Regions from separate parts of the Homo sapiens genome. Here region 2 is linked to region 1. The links are chromatin contacts, found by Hi-C or POLR2A ChIA-PET in ENCODE. All regions are on one chromosome and are shown on one strand. Each heading gives the region's core, a stretch centred on a gene start or an enhancer-like site at or near the end of the contact. The rest is flanking DNA. Distances are from core to core; before and after follow the strand shown. Region 1 overlaps GMDS (GDP-mannose 4,6-dehydratase). Region 2 overlaps GMDS (GDP-mannose 4,6-dehydratase).

The links. A loop is a pair of places that touch in the nucleus more often than their neighbours do. ChIA-PET counts read pairs that join two places held with the same protein, here RNA polymerase II (POLR2A). Pooled maps may share reads with other maps.
Region 2: POLR2A ChIA-PET joins it to region 1 with 11 read pairs in activated CD4-positive, alpha-beta T cell. The contact joins two enhancer-like sites. A Hi-C loop is called at or near these places in 1 of 37 single-sample maps with no recorded cell type and 2 of 50 pooled maps. POLR2A ChIA-PET finds 5 or more read pairs at or near these places in 1 of 52 experiments (activated CD4-positive, alpha-beta T cell).

Annotation. Positions count from the first base shown.
Region 1 is chr6:1,798,465-1,804,812 of GRCh38, forward strand. All of the region lies in intron 7 of GMDS (GDP-mannose 4,6-dehydratase), which reads right to left. Among named protein-coding and RNA genes, the nearest start is that of FOXC1, 190 kb to the left of the region's middle. Within about 2 kb of position 3,152, at least 3 of the 41 ENCODE cell types and tissues checked have a DNase peak (open chromatin) inside an H3K27ac peak, as active enhancers do.
Region 2 is chr6:2,129,018-2,135,365 of GRCh38, forward strand. The region is part of intron 1 of GMDS (GDP-mannose 4,6-dehydratase); the gene reads right to left. Among named protein-coding and RNA genes, the nearest start is that of GMDS, 110 kb to the right of the region's middle. Within about 2 kb of position 3,559, at least 3 of the 41 ENCODE cell types and tissues checked have a DNase peak (open chromatin) inside an H3K27ac peak, as active enhancers do.

The DNA.
Region 1 (6,348 bases), core at 1,902-4,401:
CACTGAGTCTTGTGCAAACCTTTTGTGTGGGTGGGTCTGGAAGAGCATCCAGGCTTTCTCGTAGCTGGAATGTGAGTGAGGCCCATGTGGAGGTAGAAGCGTGAGGCTCCTTTGGATCAGAAGGCTCTGTAATTCTGCCTAAAGCCAGCCACCCGCTGAATCTCCAAGAGAAGGCAGAAGCCATCCCTTCTCTTGGCGTATTACTTGTTTGGGAGTCCTCCAAGCGAATGTCCCCTAAATGTCAAACAGAACCGAGCACTGTAAAGTTCTGTTTTGCCAGTGCCTCCCTTGCAATCAGATCCCATTTTCTGGTTTTGGCATCGCATACTGTTGGAGAATACGAGACAGCTTTGTTGACACCTACACCGGGTGTGTGAACTGCAGGCTATGACACACTGGTGGCAACACAAACCTGTATCTTGCTTGCTTCAAAACATACTTCTTCCTTATGGAAAGTACTGGAACACAAATAACTTAAAAATCCCCCAACTTACTTCTGTCAAACATAGGGTGTTCTGGGCCTGGTCCATACTTCACCAGCCAGCAAAGAGGCATTTTGATCACTAAGACTTGTTTTCAAATAGGAACTTTCAAACCTTTACTCCTACCGATCCCTAGGATATCGTGTAGGTCAAAGATTAGCGAGGGAAGGGACTGGAGCCAGGGATCTGGGCTGGAGGTGGAGTAAGAGTGGAGAACTGGCCGTGACGAGGGTGGAGGGTGCGGGTGGTGAGGGGAGGCAGCTAGTTCTGTGCTTCCCGCTGGCAAAGAGTCCCCCGCTCCCTCCTTCTTTTCCCCTCAATGTTCAGATAATAAAAAACAGTCTCTTTAAAACATCCAATTTATTATGGATTTAATCTCTAACGATGATATGCTGGAGTGGATGGCATATATCTAAGAAAGCTCAAGCCTTGGCAACACGGTGCCTTTTGACTCCCAGCCACCTGCCTTTGGTCTAGTTTTCTTTTTCAAGTTGTGATACCTCTGATGGGAATAATTTTTAAATGGGAAAACTGTGATCAAGATATACTTTTAAGTCTGAAGGTCTTCATTATTATCGAAATAGGTGAAAGAAGACGAGAAAATAGGGCTGTGCTTTTCCTTCCCTACTTTCTAGTCACATTCTAGAATAACAGAAGTCAGGAAAGAAGGAAGGCAAAGCAAGGAAATCAAGAGAAATTGGCTGAGGGGCTGGGGAGGGAGGGAGAATTAAAACTGGAGGGAGACTCCAGAGAAGATGACTCTTGATATATGCATATGCTACCCATTTAATGCTGTATGTTGCCACTAACACACATTGTTGATTTCAGGGTTACAGCCTACGAAACAAACTGCGTACTTTGTTCCTAGATACACTAATTTTGGGACTCCCTCTCTGAACACACAAGAAAACTCAACCACTACTTCAAATACCTCCTCACACATTTATATCGGTTGGAGATTTGTTTAGATTAACAGACTCTCCAAGGGTTAAGATAGTAGGTCATTCATACCTTAATGTCTTTTTTTAAAAAAAATTAAAATCCCAGCTAGCTGCAATGGTCTCAGTGATTCAGAGCTTTGCAGTAAGGGAAGAGAGCAGGAGGCCAGGGGAAGAGGAGGCCAGCCTTCCCTTCCTTCCTCCCACCTTGACTAGGGCTGCTTGATGATGCCCATATGGTGGTTGGCCTCTGAAATTCTTCCTTCTCGACAAGGTCTCCTGAAATAAAATTTAGGTTTCCAAGGTGAATAAGGTCTAGTTTAAGTAACATGATATATGGAAATAAAGAAGCTTCCGATTCTGAGAACTCTGGTTGTGAACCCTAGCAACTCCAAACACAGGTTGTATTGATATTGGTGAGCTTCTTCAACTCTTTAAGTCTCAGTTTACTAATTTGTAAAAAGTGGATAGTAACACCAACCTTTCTCAGGAGGGTTAGACATCTATAAAAGGCCAGCAGAATGTTCTTATGACTCCTACTCACAACCATTTCTTTTCTTTTCTTTTTTTGAGATGGAGTCTAGCTCTGTCACCCAGGCTGGAGGGCAGTGGTGTGATCTCAGCTCACTGCAACCTCCGCCTCCTGGGTTCAAGTGTTTCTCCTGCCTCAGCCTCCTGAGTAGGTGGGACTACAGGAATGAGCCACCATGCCCAATTAATTTTTCTTTTTCTTTTTCTTTCTTTCTTTTTTTTTTTTTAAGCAGAGATGGGGTTTCACCATAATGGCCAGGCTGGTCTTGAACTCCTGACCTCAGTGATCTGCCTGCCTCAGCCTCCCAAAGTGCTGGGATTAGACATCTATTTCTTCAGAGCACTGCACAGTTATCATCAGCTCCTTAGCCCTGGGTGAAGCAGGCACAGCACAGCAAACAGCTGCAAGAAGTGGATGTGATTCTGCATCTGAAAGCACAGAGGTGGGTCTGGACCTCCAAGAATGGAGTCACACCAAAAGATGTCAAGGTGCTGAGTAAACTTCTGGGAAGAACTGCTGGAGGAGCGAACTCTGGTTATTGGTGATTCTTGAAGAGTGTGTCCTGTTTCAGGGTAGTGAATGTGACAGATCTCTGCAGCAGGCAGCTGCCACTTCATCCCTGCTCCTGAAAAGTGACACTCGGGGGATACAATCTGCTTCCAGGTGCTCCCTGGAGCCCGGACCATGAGGACCTGTGACTAGAATAGCCTGCCCAGAGCTGTAAAATGTGCTTATTCTATGAGACCTGCACCGAAATTACCTTTCAGGAACAGAGAAATATTCTGTGAGGAAGCTATGCAAGGTGGCCTCTTGAGGAAGGGGGCACAAGTAGACATTTCCAGTTTGTTCATGAGTTTTCAAAAAAGCAAGCTATGCTCCTTACAGGAATGAGAATCTTGCCTTGTTGGAGAATAATGAGTACACAGATTTTTGTGATTGTTATTCAAGCTGCCAATCCTGGTAGCTATTCAGTAGATAAGTAATTAGTAACAGTTTTGTTGGACCATGAATATCAGAGATTCATACCCTTTGAATAGAACCTTAATACAGCAGTAAAGGTTTATAGCTGTATAAAGCTGTCCAGCTGGAGTGGAGGCAACCCGCAACATTTTCCATGCAAAACCCACTCACATGATGCATTCCCCACCCCACCTCACTCCCGTCGGAGAGGCAGGGCAAAGGGAGCAGATGTTTGCACAGGAATTTTCCCAGGGCTTAATTCAAGAAGCTAAAACGGTGAGCACACCTGAGCAAATGAGGCCTGGCTCTGGCGGGCAGCCCCGGGCACAAGCCCCACATTTTTCCAAGACTATGTTTTCCGCACACAGAGGGCCATAGAGGGTAGAAAAGAAAGGCATTTTCAAGCTTGAAAGTTGGAATTCTGTCCACTTGCTATACTGTTCAACTTTATCAGCTTTCATGAGGGGACAAAGAAGAACCACAGTAATTTTTAGCTTGTTGAATTTTGTGGTTTATTTATTTACATCTCAGAGAAAGACTTCATCTAATGCTACCCTCCCACCCCGAATAAAAACGGCACTGGACACTATAATGTTGAAATAGCCACTGACCTTAAAAGCCACTGTCTCAGGCATTGCCAGTAACAAAATTGGGAGTTGGATATTTAAGCAAATTGTACTTAATAAAGGCCATATTTGCCTAAATAGAAAAACGGAGATGCAGTACCACCTAAAGTGAAAAAATGTTGAAAGTTTCAGTAGATTATTCCAATGTAAAATAAAATCAGCTTCTTCAAATATTTCAACAGAGGTACAAGTCTTCATTTGAGAATTTACATTTCCCATAAATTAATACTGTCCTAATGAATGTACAATTTTGCAGACACCAGTTAGTCTGGGATCTTGCCTATAGTCGTTACTCAATCAATATTACTTGAACTGAAGGACAAGACAGCAATCTGTGAGACCAAAAAAAATAATAAAGTTTCTACACAGCAAGCATTTTCTATAATAGGCATATCTCAAACTAATAAGGCAGGAAGTATATTTAAAAAAATGTTTTTGCTTTAGGTCTAAAAGATTTTCCTTTCCAACTATAAAACAGCTGAAATCATGTATCCTCAGCCCAACATAATTTCACGCCTAATTTATGGAAATAGAATACCAAAGGCCTCTGAAAGGGAGAGGGCAGGCAGGAGAGAAAGGATAGTGTGACATTAACACAGGGACCTGCTCCGCTGTTGTTCGGCAGGAGGTAGGCCTGGGCGAGTCTGCCCTACAGGGCGGCACAGTAAGATTCCAGCAAAAACATGTGTTATGCGGGGAGGAGGGGGCGCTCCGCTGAATGAACTTACTGTTACCTTTTTCCCCCTCTAACATAAGTCTTCTTTTTCCTGATACTGTCTGAATTTGAAACATCTAATTTAATCCATTGGAGGGCCAGTCTTCCTTTTATTTCCTGTCTGTACTGAAGCAGTCGCCTGTTTCAATTACGACTTTCTCCAGCTCCTACATTTCTTGTGCTCCAGCTGGCTCAAAGTGCACTTCCTTGGAAGGTAAAATGCACTAACTGTGCTGATCGGAGACTGATAGCTGGAGAGCCACAATATTTAATAGCTGCGCTGATAAGGAGGTTTAAAAAAATCCATTTTTGAGCCTAAACAAAAGGATATTATGTAGCTGCATGTTCAATTAAGATCTAGTTAAATTCTTTTTTCCCATTATGTGGAACCTCATGCAGGCAGCCGACATAACTCATAGTGTTATGGCAAATTTCATCGGCACTGTATGTTTGAGAAATGTTTCCCTCCTGCTTTTCAGTTAGTTACTGCTGATTTGGGACCAGCTTGGTGCAATTATTTCAAAGAACAGAAATGTGGGATTGATACGGCATTCTTGCAAAACCCTGGCTGGCTAAAAATAAGACTGTTTTGCAGTCGAGAAGGCAAAAAACGTCTCTGGGCTGTAAACACCAGTCAATGTATTTCTTTTCTGCTTTATGAAAACCACAATTTTTTTTTTCTTTTTTCCGTCTCTCCTTACTCATAGTGTAGTTTAATTACAGTTTAATCTCTTTCAGCGAGCAGCCCTTGAGACCTTATTGTTCAACCACAGTATTATCAAGGCTACAGCTACAATTTATGGCAAAAGGTGGAGGCTCCCCTTTAGAAAAACCAAAATGCTCCCTTCCCGTCCCCAAATAAATAAATAAATAAATAAATATAATAGTTACTTTATTACAAACTCACATTACAAATTTTTATTAGGCTCTAGAGATGCCAGGCCAATAATTAAAGAAATACCTGAGAGGTGTTGATCAACACTTACCCTGTTTAACTCTGCTGGGTCAATAAATCTGCAGGAAAACTTTTAAGTTAACAAGATTGTTTGGGCCTCTAGTTGCTGAAAATATTTGGTTACACTGAGGGGAAATGAGGTGGGAGAGAGTGGAGGAGAGGTTCAGAAGTAAAAAATGGACTCTCCACTTGCTTGGGGTACAGGAAATATACAGTAAAGAGTTTGCTGCAACTGAAGGGGTGAATAAGGTCAGTAAATTATTTTTGCTGCTTTAAGCTCACAGGTATGATTTAGTGTCTCTGAGTTTTAATACACATTTTGAAAGAAGTGCCAAAATCCTAGGGGTTTCAATAAAAGAGAAGGTAAAACTTGGCTGTTCACCACAAGAAAACAGATTCTAAGCATAAGGTGACTGCTCAAATTCAAGGCGAAACTTTAACCATTAATTTGTCGTTGTTTTTGTTTTTAATAAGATGCGCTGTTTCCTTTTTGTCTTCATTCTTTAAATGCTTTATGGTCAATTTGATTTGTAAATTCATTTGCTCTAAAGAAGCAAGAACAATAAAAGCTCTCTGTGCAGTTTGCCAGTCCTCACTGCTACGTGGCGAGTTCCCCTTGTGCACACCAGCTTGGTTCTAAAGAGGCCGTGGAAGCCATGCATTTCCCGTCAGTCTGAACTCACGGCTGGCCAGCGGGCAGATGCCCATGTGGCGCACCCCGGCCATCCCTGAGGCTCATCTCCACCACTGGTAACTGTGGCGTCTGCCACCTCCACTTCTCCTCTCTGCTTTTTTCTTCCCCACTGTTGGGATTCTGGGTAAAACTGTTGGCTTTATTGCTAATTTTGCCAGTGAATCAGAACTGCAGTGCGTGCTGGGCCTCAGCAGATTCACTACCACAGAACACTCAGATCTCCTATGTGTCATGAATTGTATATGCTTTCATTTAAAATTATAGAACTTCATTATACATTAACTTTATAGAAAGAAGCCAGCAAACAGAAAATTCTAAAAATTTATTAAAAACTCACTTCGAATCCTTATCAATAGGTTTTTTTTTTACATGGCAGAAATGTGTTTATTCTATTTTGTGATTTTCTAAAATTCTTTAACATCATACGCTCATTTTCAATGGCAGCT
Region 2 (6,348 bases), core at 2,309-4,808, 330 kb after region 1:
GACGCCTATCCTGTTCTTCCGAGGGGATGGACCCTCACTTTTCATGAAGTACTCAGAAATGTTCCAGACAGAGTTATGTAAAAATTAAAGACCAATTCCAGAAATTCACAGAATCATGTTTTGACTACAGTATGACAACTACCTAAAATTCCACAACTATGAAAAGCTGAAAGAAACACAGAAAGTTTCTGTGTTTCTCAATGACCACAGATGGCTAAAAAAAAGACTGATCTCACATCCACACATCCCCCACACACACCCCATCCCAACACCTATGTACGAGGGCAAGCCATCCTCCCGCAACACAGGAAGACTAGCATTTTTCTCCTCTCTTCCAATACAGATGAATAAGTAGCCCAGACAGACAAACGAAAAGGGAACTTTCTTACATGCAATGTGAGAACCTGGCCCCTCTGAACTGCATGCTAAATCATACTGTATGTTTCTACTTAAGCACCCTGTGGCGGCTTCTTTGAACAGGATACGGTCATGGTACTGGGCTAAAGAAACCACACCACTAATAAAACGAATCTCTTTGTTTAGATCATCTCAGGCATCAGGAAATAGAATAACCCCTTCTGCAAGAAGAGAAAGCACTCGTTTGCACTGCCTTTTTATGTTCTTTAACTCCATGTTGTCTAATTACTCCTAAGGCATCTTCCCAGCTAATCGGAATTACAATATCAAGGTAATCTGTGCCTCCAATAAGCAAAACACAAACACTTCAATGATTAACAAATGATGCTGTTTTGAATGAGAATGAAAACTTCCAATGATTTAACCACTGCTGTGAAGAATACGGAGACAGAATATAATAGAAAGGTGTTTATACCTAGGTCATGTTTGTAACACAAATCATTGGACAAAATCTCTGTCAGACTCACAAAATTCAAAAGACCATGGGGATTAATTAATCCAACCCTCTCATTTTACAGATCAGGAAATGGAGATTCAAAGCAGGTAAATGTTTATTGTACAGTCACAGTTAGGAAGTAGCAGAACCTGCAACCAAAAAATAAAAATGAAAACCAGGTCTCTGGACTCCCAGACCTCAGAATTTTGCACTAAAAAATACCGGGGAAATATCTAAAATGAAGAGGCTGGACTAATGACTACAATTGAGAACCCGGTAAAACAGACAAATGGAATTACCAAAGTGAAGAACAAAAATAGAGCCAATAATTATCAATAGAGCAATAATTAACTAATTAGTAGAAAGGAAATGAGGATACCATCAATATTTAAAACACAGAAATAACTCCCATCTCCTATAGTCTTCAAAGGTGAAAAATATTTCCCCATAAAAGCTGCTGTCACCAAAGAACCAACTTTCCCTTCCTTTGATTTACCTCCTGATACAGAGAAGCACTGCAATCCAGCAACATGATCAATAACCTCTGAATAATGAAGAATCGTTTATGTCCAGCAGCTAAGATACTCTTTACATAGCCACCCCTTCCCTCCTTTCAAGGGCAATAGCCTCGCAAACAGGTGCTCAGTGGTTGCACATACACCTCAAACCTATCAAGAAAAGAGAGCCGCTCTGTGGCCAGACACAATACCTTCTAGTATTGGGTGATGAGTGTAAGGCTAACCAAGTATCAGCATTTCAGAAAGAGGCCAGAGGCTTTCAATCATCCTTGATATTGGTCTACCATGGCACAGAATTCTCTCCCCCAAAACACACTCAGTTTCAGTACATTGCAATGTTATGTTATGTCCATGATTAGTTTGATAAGAAAAAAAAGATTTACATATAAAAAATATCAAACAGGGAAGAAATGCCCTAAAAGATTAATTTAAAAAAAAATACTTTCCCCAATGTGATAGGTTTTTAAAAAATGGTACAGACGTGTTTTTTCATTTTTTGACTGGTAGTAACACTACAGAGTTTTTGGTGTTTGTGGCCTTAATTTTTTTTTCAGGGAATTATATATACACTTTACCTATTTTTCTAGTAGGCTGTGTTTTACCAATTGGTTTGTTCTTGGAAGTATCAAGAACATGTACAAAATTGACTAATTTTCACCTCCAATAAAAGCCACTCAAAAACTGATATTTTGAAGCAGGCTAGCAAATCTTCAGTCTCTTTTATATTGCAAATGATTATTGTAAACCCTTAGTATAATATTAGAGCAAGGAAGAACGCAAATACAATGTGAACTCAGGAATTCACATCTTTGCACAACCCAACATGTGTAATAATACTACTTTCAACATACTAAAATAATTTTCTATAATTTAGGCAAACTCTATAAGAAAAATGAGACTAAAGGGTTTAAAACAAGCAGGTACAAAGGAAGCAACTGTTGGTAAGGTATAGAAAGATTAATTTTTAATTAAATGATTAGGAGAAAAACAGCACACACACACACAGATACTCCAATAAATACAGTCCCAGAAATGCTGGAGAAGCCTCAAAGGGACAACCAGTCCCCAACTTACGATGGATCCACCTACAATTCTTCAACTCTATGATGGTATGAAAACGGTACACATTCAGTACACTCCTCAACTTACAATGGAGTCCAAGATAAACCCATAATACATTGAAGATACTGTAAATCAAAAATGTACTTTTGATATTTTCAACATACGAAGGATTTATAGGGACAGACCCCCACTGTAAGTTAAAGAACATCTGTAAATCCAAAGGCATCTATTAACAGCCTACGTGTGTGCTAGGTGGTACATAATATATAGATACAGCAAGGGTGAGTCCACCTGCTCATCACTACGTGAATACAAGCATGCCCAAGGCATACAGTATCTCACTGGTTTTCCTTTTTTTTTTTTTTCTTAACGTAAGCTCCTTTTATTTGAACCTCTATTTTCCTCTCCCTCCCTCCATCCCATTCTTGCCACTCATACTGAAGTTTTCATCCATCAGAGAAAAAAAAATCTTCATATGGCCTACTATCACTACAAATGATGACAGCAGTACTAAGAAGGATAGTGAGCACTTGTACAGCACTTGGTATATGCCCAGTATGCACTAAGTGCTCTGCATTCAGTATCTTTTTAACTCTTCATAATAACCCCATGTCATTGGTACTGTTTTCATCTCGATTTTACAGATGAGGAATCTGAGGTGAATTGAGAGGTAATAGCTCAGGGTCTAATAGTTAGTAGGTAGAACAAGGATTTAAACTATGTCTACTTGTAATACATTATTTATATGGCAATTTGCTTCACTAATAGGATCGATCCCTCTATAATGGATCCTATTAGAATGGAAAATGATGGGCCTAGAGATATTTTCACATAAAATATGGCTTCTATAGAATGTATTAATAATGACTATCAAACACCCATTTGGACCATAGGTGTTATGGGATGGAGGAGGACAGGAAGGAAATAAGAAATTTAGTCCCTGCCCTATTGCTCTGAGAAGTATCTGGGAAGCCAGGCATTTCCTGGTCTAGATAGGATTATGTTTCAACATTGGCTAGGACCTCCAGATTTCACACACATCCACCCACATGTGGACAGCATGAGAATAATAACCAGGTAACCTGTACAGCTAATCAAAATGTTCTTGCTATCAGAGAACACCAGTAGATGCATGAGTCATGGACAGAAGGTGGCAAGGCTTTGTGGATGAAAGAAAAGCTATGAAATACTACCACACTGACCTCTTCTATACTGGATGGCACAGTGCCCTGGAAAAATAAATCACCACACGAGCATGAAATCAGGATTGGGAAAATACACAGGAAATACAAGAAGAATATCCCTATCAGATCCTTTTAAAGATCTGCCTAACCGGACAGTTCAGTGCTGATGTGAGTAACTCCTTTCAAGTTTACAATATACTAGCTGAAAGTTTTTAGAACCAGGGTTCCAAATACATTAATAAAGATTTGTACAGGTGTGTAGGGAAGTTAATAATAAATTAACAGTGAACTTCACACTGAAATAATAACTTCTTTGCAGTAAATAGCTACACATATTAAAAAATTAAAACTGATGAAAAATAAAATTAGAGTTCCTCTCTCCTCCCTTTCTCACTATCTCTCAAAGTGACAGGCCATACAATTAAAGGCTGTTTCTTTGCAAAGTCCATGCTTTGCAGTTCTAATCACTCGAGTGATTTATAGAGGAAATGATGTTTTGCAGGTACTCTAAAACAGAGCTGCACTTTGTCCAGTGTGCAAGGCCATGCTTAATGAAAAACTTTAAATTTGGAAGGAAAAAAACTGCAGTAAAAAGAGAAGAATTATGAAATTTTAGTATTTACTTGATTTATTAATGTTTCCTTGTGCATTTCTTTTTATAATTTGTGTCCTGGCTAAGGCAGGAAGGCAAAACAAATGTCCTTTTGTTTATGGCTTTAAAAAGGTCATAAGAATAACAAAAGGATACATAAATACTGATGACTATATCTTTCCCTATTTCACTGTACATTAATTTAACAGTCTGCTACTGAAATACTGCTGTTGGTTAAGCACAGAGTTAACTATTTAAAAATATTCTTGTCTTTTTAACCCAATTTCTTTCAAGGATATAATTAATCCAGTTAAGACCGTTCTTAAAATATGTGCAGGTCATGATAGAAATGTCACTTGTCAACTCTCTGATGCATTTCAGATCTGCTCTGCCACTATAGAGTTCCAGACAGACAGGAAACATTGTAAATCACTGAAGAAACATACAAGTTAAGAACTGTGATTTTGTTACTTAAAATTACTGAAAAATAGACAAAATTCAAGCATATATCAGGAGCGTAAATGTAGAAATCTGTAAGCATTTACCCAGAAAGGTGCAGATCATTAAACTAATAAAGCTAACTCATATTCAGTGCCCAAGGATATATCAAATTTTGTAAAAACAACTTTAAGTCACCGGAGGCAAGGAGAGCTCCAAGTTAGCACAAAGAATGTTGATTTCACCGGGGTGTGGTGACTGGGGATAGGCACACCTGGCAAAACTCCATTCTGTGGGCTACTAAATCTCTGTATTTGTTAGGTTGTGCTATATTGTGTATTTCGGTTCTGCCACCCAAAGAAGGTATCCAAAATAACTTGTGGTGGGCGTGGAGGAATCACATATTAAAAGTCCCAAAGTCTGTGCCTCCTTCATGCTTGTGCAGCTGTCTTCCAGTGTCACTGCCTTGTAGACTGCACAATCATGGTGTGATTCTAGATAGCTCAGCTCCACCACAGAAATAAAGGGGATAAAATGAACAGTTGGCGAGATACTGAGACTGCAGTTTGAACCTCTATAGGACTAATGCTTTTAGGTTGTTCTTTATTTTGTTGCTTTGCTTTCTTTTGCCAACAGCAGCGGGGGCTTAGCTCTTATTCAACCATATACTTTTTAAAATCTCTACTCAGTGGTACTGATAGAAAACATTTTCAAGATTCCACTGAAAAAGACCAGAGCTTTGTAAGGGTAGTGGAGTTCTCTAGGTGGAAAAATAACTTCCTCGCCTAATAGGGATTGGACACCACCACCCACATCTTGGTCTCAATAGCACCAAACTTTAAATTGCCAATCTAGCCAGGCCCTTATGCTAAGGCCGAAGTGAGTCTTACCTTCAGTGTAGAAGCTGAAAAGCAGGTAGGTGTCTCTGATTCAGTCTAGCCTGACCACATGCACTTTTTGGTCTAATCTTAAAATACTTAAATGTCTAACAACTACTTCTGTTTCCCAGCTATTCTCTCCTAATATTTATGATATATCTTGGCTATTTGACAGTAGATTTGAGTCATATAGTTAAGTCATATAGTTAAGTCAACTATTTGAGTCATATAGTTAAGCTATCAACTTTCTATAGACATAGTTTGCCTTATACTATAACATACATTCTTCAACCTTACACTATACAGCAAAGTATTTATTATTGTTTCTATCAAAATAATATCTTACATTCCTGTAATTTCTTATAGTTGCTAAGTACTCTTTAGATGTTTTTTCCCATTTATATCTCACAACATCCTGGTGAGGTAGCTGATATTATCCTCATTTTTCCGGATCAGAAAATTGAAGAAAGCATAAATCCCTTGTTCAAGGTCATAGAGCTAGTTAGAGAACTTGGCAGAATATGAAACCAATTTGTTTAATTCTAATTACAGTGTTATGTCCACAATACCTCTCCCTCAATCAAAATAAAAACGTTTCAACCAAAATAAGATGCCACAGCAGTTTTTTAAAGAAATTAATAAATTTATATAAAAACCCATATACAGTTTAGCACAAAATAATATTTCAAATTTAAGTATCTTCAATTATCCTTGCAATAATCCACTATCAAAAGCCATTGCTTAAACTAATCCCCCCTTTAAGTATACTAAACAACGTGCTACTGTGTGTATTTGTGTATCCGTGAGTGAGTGTGTGCATGCT